Linked DNA regions of Homo sapiens: region 1 is linked to region 2. Evidence: read pairs that join two places in POLR2A ChIA-PET (ENCODE). Cell type or tissue: Panc1. All regions are shown on one strand. Links, peaks and the distances in the headings refer to the core of each region. The heading gives the core; the rest is flanking DNA.

Region 1 (4,405 bases), core at 212-4,211, 510 kb after region 2:
CCTATTTACTCAACTGGCAGAACAGCACGGACTCCATGCAACAAGCTCCCTCTGGGTGCCTGTGTAGGACTTGAGCAACATGGGAGGGAGCGGGGACAGAAGTGGGAAGATTGTTTTCAGTCAGGTTGAAGTCAAGTCATGAGTTCACTTGACTTCTCCTTCCTTCCCTTCCCTTCCTTCCTTCCTTCCCTCCCTCCTTCCTTCTTTCCTTTCTTCCTTCCTTCTTTTCCTCCCTCCCTCCCTCCTTCCTTCCTTCCTTCCTTCCTTCTGTCCTTCCTTCCTTCAGACAACACATATTTATTGGTAACAGCCAATGTGCTGGGCACCGGGGCTACATACATGGACAAGAGAGAGAAAAATCCCTGCCTCAGAGTAAGATATCAATGTGATATTTAAAATCACCTTTTACAGTCTCCACTCAAGGAAGGCAAGCAAGTACCTGTTATTATTCTGAAGTAGGTAGACTAAAGGAAAAAGCACCTTTCTAGGCTGAGAAGAAAAACTTGAAAATACAGGTGACTGAATGTGCTTTGGTTAAGATAGCAGAGTGCTTTGGAGCTCTGGGGAATACACCCTGCCCCGTGGCTTGGTGTTACCACAGAACATAGCAGTGTACCTTGGTTTTAAGGAGGTGTCTTCCATGCATCTGTCCCTTGTAGAAGGAAAGTGCTTATGAGATCTGTCTTTTCCTAGGACTTTGATTCTTAGAAGTGCAGATATTAAAGGGCTGGTCAACATTGAAAGAATTTGTGAAAAACCAGCTTGGCGAACAGCTCATGTTGATAAGTAAAGATAAAAACAGAGCTCAAGCCCAACATAATGATCTGGCAAGGACCTATAAGGGAGGGAGGTAGGGCTGGGTTAGGGGGACTCTGGCCATTCATATGCTGCTGTTTTAAGTCCCAAGCTTATAGTCTTCTGAAAACCAAGCATCGCTGAAGCCACATTTGAAAAAAAAATAGGCCAAGCAAACCACAATAATGATAAATTAAATGACTAGATCTCCGTAGAAGGATAATTATGATGGCACATTCCATATTGACTGAAATTATCTCTATTTCAGGTCATGGAATAAATAACAGCTATGAAGAAATTACAACAAAGAAATGTAAAGCTCTAAAAATTTTCTTATTTGTAAAATGGGGATATTATGGCCACAAAAAAAAAAAAGGAAGATTTAAGTCATAGTTTATAAAGTTTATATAATGAAGAGTGAATCCTTCACTCTCTTTTTTTCCAAAATTGGCACCAAGAAAGTTGGCTGCCAGCTGATCAGTGAAGCCTTTTCGGGGAAAACTGATAAAAGCAAGAGAAAAGGAATATGGGAATTGCAACTCTACAGAAATAATTGATCCAGGTCTGCCTATACCATCAACCAGTTCTACTGAAGCATGTAGAATTTCAAACTAGCTTCTCAGCGCACCACTCATAGAAGCAGACAGCCAACAGTCATAGGCATTTGAGGAAAGTCTCCAACAAAAAATACACATGACAAATCACACACATAAACAAAAAAGAAACTTAGACGAATTAAAAGCAATGCTGACAATAAAAAGAAGAAATTAGAAAAGCTAATTAAATATCTTCAGAGAAATGAGGAGATGCTTCATTCATGAAACTAGAATAGAAGGCTTTTTAAGAGAGCAATGCCAATAACCAAAATAGAAAATAAAAAGCGCTTAGAAATTAAAAACTACATGAGGGAAATGAAAAAGCAAAGATAAATTTGAAAAACTCTCCAGGCAGAAAATACAAAACGCATATAAACCAGAGTTTTGAAAAAGAAGGAGAAAGATCAGAAAAGAAGATTGGTAGAGGAGGTTCAACTTCTACATAAAATGAGTTCCAGAAAGAGAGAGCATGGAAATGGAAATTAATCCTTTCTAAAGAAATACATCTATAAAATTTCCAAAACTGCAGGACTTGAGTTTTCAACAAGAGGACCAAGCTCAGAACAACAGATTAAAAAAAGAATCCCAGGCCAGGTGCGGTGGCTCACGCCTGTAATCCCAACACTTTGGGAGGCCAAGGCGGGCACATCACTTGAGGTCAGGAGTTTGAGACCAGCCTGGTCAACATGGTGAAACCCCGTCTCTAATAAAAATACAAAAAAAAGTTAGCTGGGCGTGATGGTGGGAGCCTGTAATCCCAGCTACTCAAGAGGCTGAGGCAGGAGAATCACTTGAACTAAGGAGGCGAAGGTTTCAGTGAGCTGAGATTGTGCCACTGCACTCCAGCCTGGGTGACAGAGCGAGACTCCATCTCAAAAAATAGAAAAGAAAAGAAAAAAAGAATCCTAGCAACTCCGGAGGCTGAGCTGGGAGCATCACTTGAGGCCAGGAGTTCAAGACTACCTTTAAACTCCTAGGAAGATCCCATCTCTACAAAAAATAGAAAGAAAAAAAATTGGCCTAGCATGTTGGCACATGACTGTTAAGTCCCACCTATTTGAAAGCCTGAGGCAGGACGATCCCTTGAGCCTGGGAATTTGTGGCTGTAGTGTACTAGGACCATGCTACTCACTCTAGCCTAGGTGAAGGAACAAGTCCCTGACTCTAAAAAAGGACTCATGCTAAAGGATGGCATTGACATATGTCAGAATACTGGAAACAAAGAAAAGATGAAAGTTTCTGGGGTGGAGCAATAGGTATCAAATACAAGATCTGAAATCAGGAAGGACATTGGACTCCTCGGAGACAACACTGGGGAGCTCAAAGCAAAGGAGCATAATCTCCAGAAGTCTGAAGAAAAATGATTTTCAACCAAGTCTTCATGTGACCCCATTATCAATCAAGCATGAGGGTAGACAGAAGACATTTTTACGCGTTACATTTTTTAAGCATCTGAGCTTTCAAAATGTTGACTTCCCATGAATGCTTTTCTTTTCTTTTCTTTTTTGAGATGGAGTTTCGCTCTTGTTTCCCAGGCTAGAGTGCAATGGTGCAATCTCCTCTCACTGCAACCTCCGCCTCCCAGGTTCAAGCGATTCTCCTACCGCAGCCTCCCCAGTAGCTGGGCTTACAAGCGCCTGCTACCATGCCTGGCTAATTTTTCTACTTTTAGTAGAGACAGGGTTTCGCCATGTTGGCCAGCCTGGTCTCAAACTCCTGACCTCAGGTGATCCTTCCGCCTTGGCCTCCCAAAGTGCTGGGATTACAGGCGTGAGCCACTGTGCCCGGCCTACCATGAATCCTTTTTTAGGAAGCTATTGGAAAATGTGCACCACGAAAATGAAGGGATGGACCAAGAGAAATGAGTCAGGAAATAGTGTATCCAACATAAGAGGCAATGGCATCTTCAGAATGGTATACAAGAGATATTTCAGATTTTTATAGCTATGAATAATGCCTAAGCAATCAGTCCAGATTGGAGAAGGTCAGAAAACTCTGGGAGAGACTATCCCAAAAGATAAAACATATAGAACTTATACTTGGTGTATTTCAATACACCCAGAAGCAATTTATAATTCTGGCATGACAGTTGATGGTGAATCAGTGTGGATGCACAGAACACTAAGCAAACAAAAAAATAAGTTATTAACTTGTGGAAAAGAGTTGGATTAGAAAAGGTAATCATAGAACATGACTGTGCTGTAGTCATAATGTAAAAACTGAATATTGGCCTAACCATAATTACTTGTGGTGGGCAGCCTCATAATTACTTGTGATGGCCCCTAATGACCACTGCCTCTTGGCATTCACACTCTTGTGTGATGCCCTCCCCTGAGTGTGGGCTGAACTTACTTATAACGAACAGAAGTAATGAGCTATCATTTCTAACATTAAGTTATTCCAAGACTATGAATTCCATTTTGGGTGCTCTGTCTCTCTCTCTCTCTCTCTCTCTCCCCCTCTCTATCTGATCTTGCTGGGAAGCAAGCTGCCATGTTGTGAGCAGTCCTATGGAGAGGCCCACATGGCATAGCAAGTCAAATTGCCCCGTGAGGAATTAAAGCCTGCCAAAAACCATGTAAGGAAGCTTAGAAGTGGCTCCTTCATCTCCACTGGATGGGGTCTTCAGCTGACAGTAGCACCTGCCTACAGCCTGATTGAAACCTTCTGAGACAACCTGAGCCAGAGGCACCAGCTAAGTTGCTCCCAGATTCCTGACCCATGGAAACTGTGGGATATGTTTGTTGTTTTTAAGGTACTATCATCTAGAATAATGTGCTACATAGCAATGAAGAGCTCATAACTCATAATTATATTGGAAGTATGGGTGGTGGTAAAATATATTTGTGTTGGGGGAAAGGGTGAGTAAGGGAGCTAAATCATCACCTTCCATAATAAAAAGTTACTATAAAATACCTAAAACTGAAAAATAAATCAAGAAATATCCACATAAACATGTGTTTTCAAAATATAGAGGAAAATGCCAGTTCAAAGAGTTTAGTGAGTTGCTTCCG
Region 2 (4,405 bases), core at 264-4,263:
AAACTATAATTGAATGATGATTATTTCATTGAGGTTCTAATTGAAAAATTACAATCCAAACCATACAGAAGCAAACCCAAACCAGTAATATTACATTTGTTTGTCTGAATAATTATTTTTCAAAGACACTCAGACACCAAATTGTACATTTTTGCTCTGCTATAATGAATGGTACTGAAACAAAATGGAAGACTGAACATACTGTGAAAAGAATGTTACAAGTGGTGGTTCATGTGCCAGTGGGCTCTGACCCCAGCGTCCTCTAGTTAGGTTATATAGAGGTAAATATTAAGTGTAATATTGAATATTCAATAATGCTTCAATATTGAGTATGGCTTAATTATACATAGCTTCATATTGCATTGTGTATACCAAAACACACCAAAAAATGTAACCACTTTTCTATATAAGCTACCATTTATAATGTAGCTTATGTGTTTCATTATGTTATGAAAATACCAAAGATACTTAGAAGTGGAAAAGCATATAAATCAGAAATGTTATAGGTAGTCAATAAATGTTTGAACAAATAAGTTAATACCTAGACTTTAATCATTTGTCATTCAATAAAAATGTTATTTTATTGAAATTATTTGAGCTGTAAGTTCATTTGAATAATTTTTCTTGGTTTTTATGATAAAATTTAATTCTATCTAGTATGTAGGGTACATATTATATTTTATTGATAGAGGAAAAATTATATATATGAATGAAACATTATCATTAACAACTCCATTACTCCATTTTAATACATGATATATTGGGGAATATCATAGGTATACTCAGTTTGGGGCATAGATATTACTTTTATAAAGATAACTTGGAGGCAGTAATGATTGATTTAGTTGGAATGTTTTGAGAAAGCTTGTCCTACAGTAAACTTTTCATAAATTTGCCCTCACAAAAGAGTTAAATAATAGGGAAATGCTTTAAAGTTATGTCAAAGATGGTACTCAGAGTAACCAGATATATGAAAAATAAATCACTGACTCAAGCACATGAAAATATCAACAAGTATTTTGGCAATTAGGTGAACTAAAACCACATCTGGTGATTTTTTTTCAAACCCTGCCTCTTATTTTTATCAAGGTATAAATTATTCACAGTGAAAAGCAAACATCTTAAGTTTACAGTTCAGTGGGTTGCAACAAATGTATGCACCCATATAAGCAGCACCCATACCAAAGAAATTCCCTTCATGGCTCTTTACAATCAATTTCCTCACCCCTCATGCAGAGGTAATCACTTTCCGGATTTCTATCACCATAGCTTCGTTTTAACAGTTCTAGTAATTGGCTATAAGCAATTATATTACTTAACAATAAAAAGAAATGAACTATTAATAGGCACAACAACATCGATGAACCTTATGATGAGTGAAAGTAATCAAGCAAAAAAGAAGTACCTACCATATTATTCAATTTACATACAATTCTAGAAAATGAAATTTTCTAGAAATGAAAACAAATCTTTAGTGATGGAACTCAGATGGCTAGGTGTCTGGAGACCAGGAAGATCCGAGAGAGAAATTATAAATGGGCATAAGAAAAATTGGGGGGGCTTATAGATAAGTCAAAATGTATCAAATTGTACACTTCATACGTAGTTGATTTTGTCAATTATATCTCAGTAAAGCTGTTTAAAAATTGTAACTCCCAATGGCAAATCAGTTTGCTGGGTAAGAAAAGATCACTTTGCAAGTCACGCTAAGCTTTTATCTTTAATAAGTAATTAAGCTTTCATACAGATTTTTTCAATTTGGAAAACATTTGAGCATGTTATCTTCAAATATTTTTGCTAATGCCAATTCTTTTCTCTCCCTTTTCTGCAATTCCAGTTCCATGTATGTTCGATGTTTTGATATTGCCACACAATCAAAAGATCGATATGGTTATTTTTAATTTTTCCAATCTCTTTTTTCACTCTGTGCTTTGGTTGGTTTGTTTCTGTTGACTTATCTGCAAGTACAGTTATTTTTTTTTCTGATTGTCCAATCTGTTGTTATAACCTCCAGTAAATTTTCCATCTTCTCAAATTTCTATTTGAATTTTTATAGTTCTCATTTCTCTACTGTGAACCGCTATTTGTTCATATATTATATCCATCTTTACCTTAAATCTTTGAAAATATTTATAATATAGTATTAAGATTCTTTTGGTTCCCAGAAATCTCTAAACATTTTTTCAGCACAAGTTATAAAACAATTGTGAATGCATGTTATTTTAGTCTGAGTAAATAGCTCTTTTATTTAATGTTTTATGTAATTTTGATATACTCCTCAGAGCACAAACACTGAGCTCTTTAAACACAAACCCTTTCTACACAGGTTTATACAATATTTTGGACATATGAGATGTACACTGGATCTACCATTAAGAGTTCTGTTAGAACCACCATCACTGGAAGAAGGAATTTATTGATCTACTAAACTTTTCAATGGTTTCAATCTCATATTCAGTTACATATGTTACTAGTTGACCCATTAAAATAAGATGGCAAAAAAAACAACTCAACCTTTGGAATAGTTTTTTTTTCTCTTTAACAAGTTGTATATATTGTCTTCTGTCATAAATAAAACAAACAAATAAATATAATTGAGTAATGTCTTATTCCATATTTGTTTTAATCTGATACTTCACTCTAAATTTTTTTTGAGCTATAATTCACACAAAATAAAATACACATATCTTAAGTGTTTTGCTTAATGATTTTATAATTATATATCTCCACCTAACAACCACCCAAATAAGATATAGAACATTTTCATCAACCTAAAAATTTTCCTCATGCCCCTTTTCCAGTTAGTTTACCTTCTCCCAAAGGTAAGAAGTTTCTGATTTCTATTGGCATGGAATTCTTTAGCATCTAGCTTCCTTCAAACAAATAATATTTTTGAGGTTTGTCCATATTGTTGAGTCAGTGAAGACTTTATTCTTTTTTATTGTTAAGTAGTATTCAATTGTACAAATACATAACACTTTTTTATCAATTTTCTGATTGTTAGACCTTTGTATTGTCTTTAAATTTTGCTATCATGAATAAAGTCTCATATACATCTTTCTATGGACATATTTTTTTCTCTCAGCTGAATACCTAGAAATGGCATTCCTTTGTCATAAGATAGATACCAACTTTCTTACGCTTAGTACTTGTGTGATACATCTTTTCCCACTCTTATTTTATTTTAAGTTCTGGGATACATGTACAGGACGTGCAGGTTTGTTACATAAGTAAAAGTGTGCCATGATTGTTTGCTGCACCTATCAACCCATCACCTAGGTATTAAGACTTGCATGCATTAGCTGTTTATCCTGATGCTCTCCCTCTCCCCAGCCCCCTGACAGGCCCCAGTGTGTGTTGTTCCCCTCCCTGTGTCCATGTGTTCTTGTTGTTCAGCTCCCATTTATAAGTGAGAACATACAGTGGTTTTCTGTTCCTGTGTTAGTTTGATGAGGATAATGACTTCTACCTCCATGCATGTCCCTACAAAGGACATGATCTCATTCCTTTTCGTGGCTGCGTAGTATTCCATGGTGTACCACATTTTCTTTGTCCAGTCTATCCTTGATGGGCATTTGGGTTGATTCCATGCCTTTGCTATTGTGAATAATGCTGCAATGAACATATGTGTGCATGTATCTTTGTAGTAGAATTATTTATACTCCTTCAGGTATATGCCCAATAATTTTTTCCACTCTTTTAAATTTAACTTGTGTTTTTAGATGTTGTAGAATGTTTCTTATAAGCAACATGTAAATAGGTTTTGCTTTTTATTATCTTATAATTTCTTTCTTTCTAATGGAGTGCTTAATGCATTTACATTTAATATAATTATGGCTTTGCTCAGTTCAGTTTAACACTGCTGTAGGCTCCTTTGAAAGCTCATTGAAAATCAACTGACAAAAGGCAGATTAACAGGAGAAAAGGCATTACAAAAATTAACATGTTCACATGTGCATGAGAGTCATACAAAATATTAAAACTAAAAGAAAGGGCTAGATTGATTTTGCTTTTATACTATCTTGAGCTTACAGGAAAAATAGGGGCTAGGAATATGGCAAGGAGAGAGAAAAAGAAAGGCATGGGGCAAAGATGATCTCGTTATGTAGATAAAACCTCACAGGTAGCAGCTTTCAGAAAGAATAGATGGGGAAGCCTCTGGTTAAGTTAATCTTTCCTAGGTCTGAATAAAGGGGAGCGCCTCAGAGAAAGCCTGGCTGTTTATTTCACTAAAGTAGATTTTTCTGTACAGATGCAAATCTCCTCCACGAAAGGCAACTTTTCAGGGCTATTCTTGTTTGCAGGACCTCGGAATAGCCATCTCAAAATATGGCAAAGGAGTGTATCTTGGGGTGAAATATGATAGAGTTTTTTAAAATTCAATTTTATCTACTTCATTGACTTT

What was found. Peaks named below come from ENCODE experiments on the same cell type or tissue, not always from the same donor. Only the 100,000 strongest peaks of a DNase experiment are listed, where the experiment ranks them.
Region 1: POLR2A ChIA-PET joins it to region 2 with 5 read pairs; 1 of 35 experiments calls an interaction of 5 or more read pairs at or near these places.

Annotation. Positions count from the first base shown.
Region 1 is chr5:124,679,192-124,683,596 of GRCh38, forward strand. All of the region lies in intron 3 of ZNF608 (zinc finger protein 608), which reads right to left. Among named protein-coding and RNA genes, the nearest start is that of ZNF608, 65 kb to the right of the region's middle. In Panc1, for the core only: no CTCF peak of the experiment used is centred there; no DNase peak of the experiment used is centred there; H3K27ac peaks cover 3,502 bases.
Region 2 is chr5:124,164,830-124,169,234 of GRCh38, forward strand. All of the region lies in intron 4 of LINC01170 (long intergenic non-protein coding RNA 1170), which reads right to left. Among named protein-coding and RNA genes, the nearest start is that of LINC01170, 270 kb to the right of the region's middle. In Panc1, for the core only: no CTCF peak of the experiment used is centred there; no DNase peak of the experiment used is centred there; H3K27ac peaks cover 207 bases.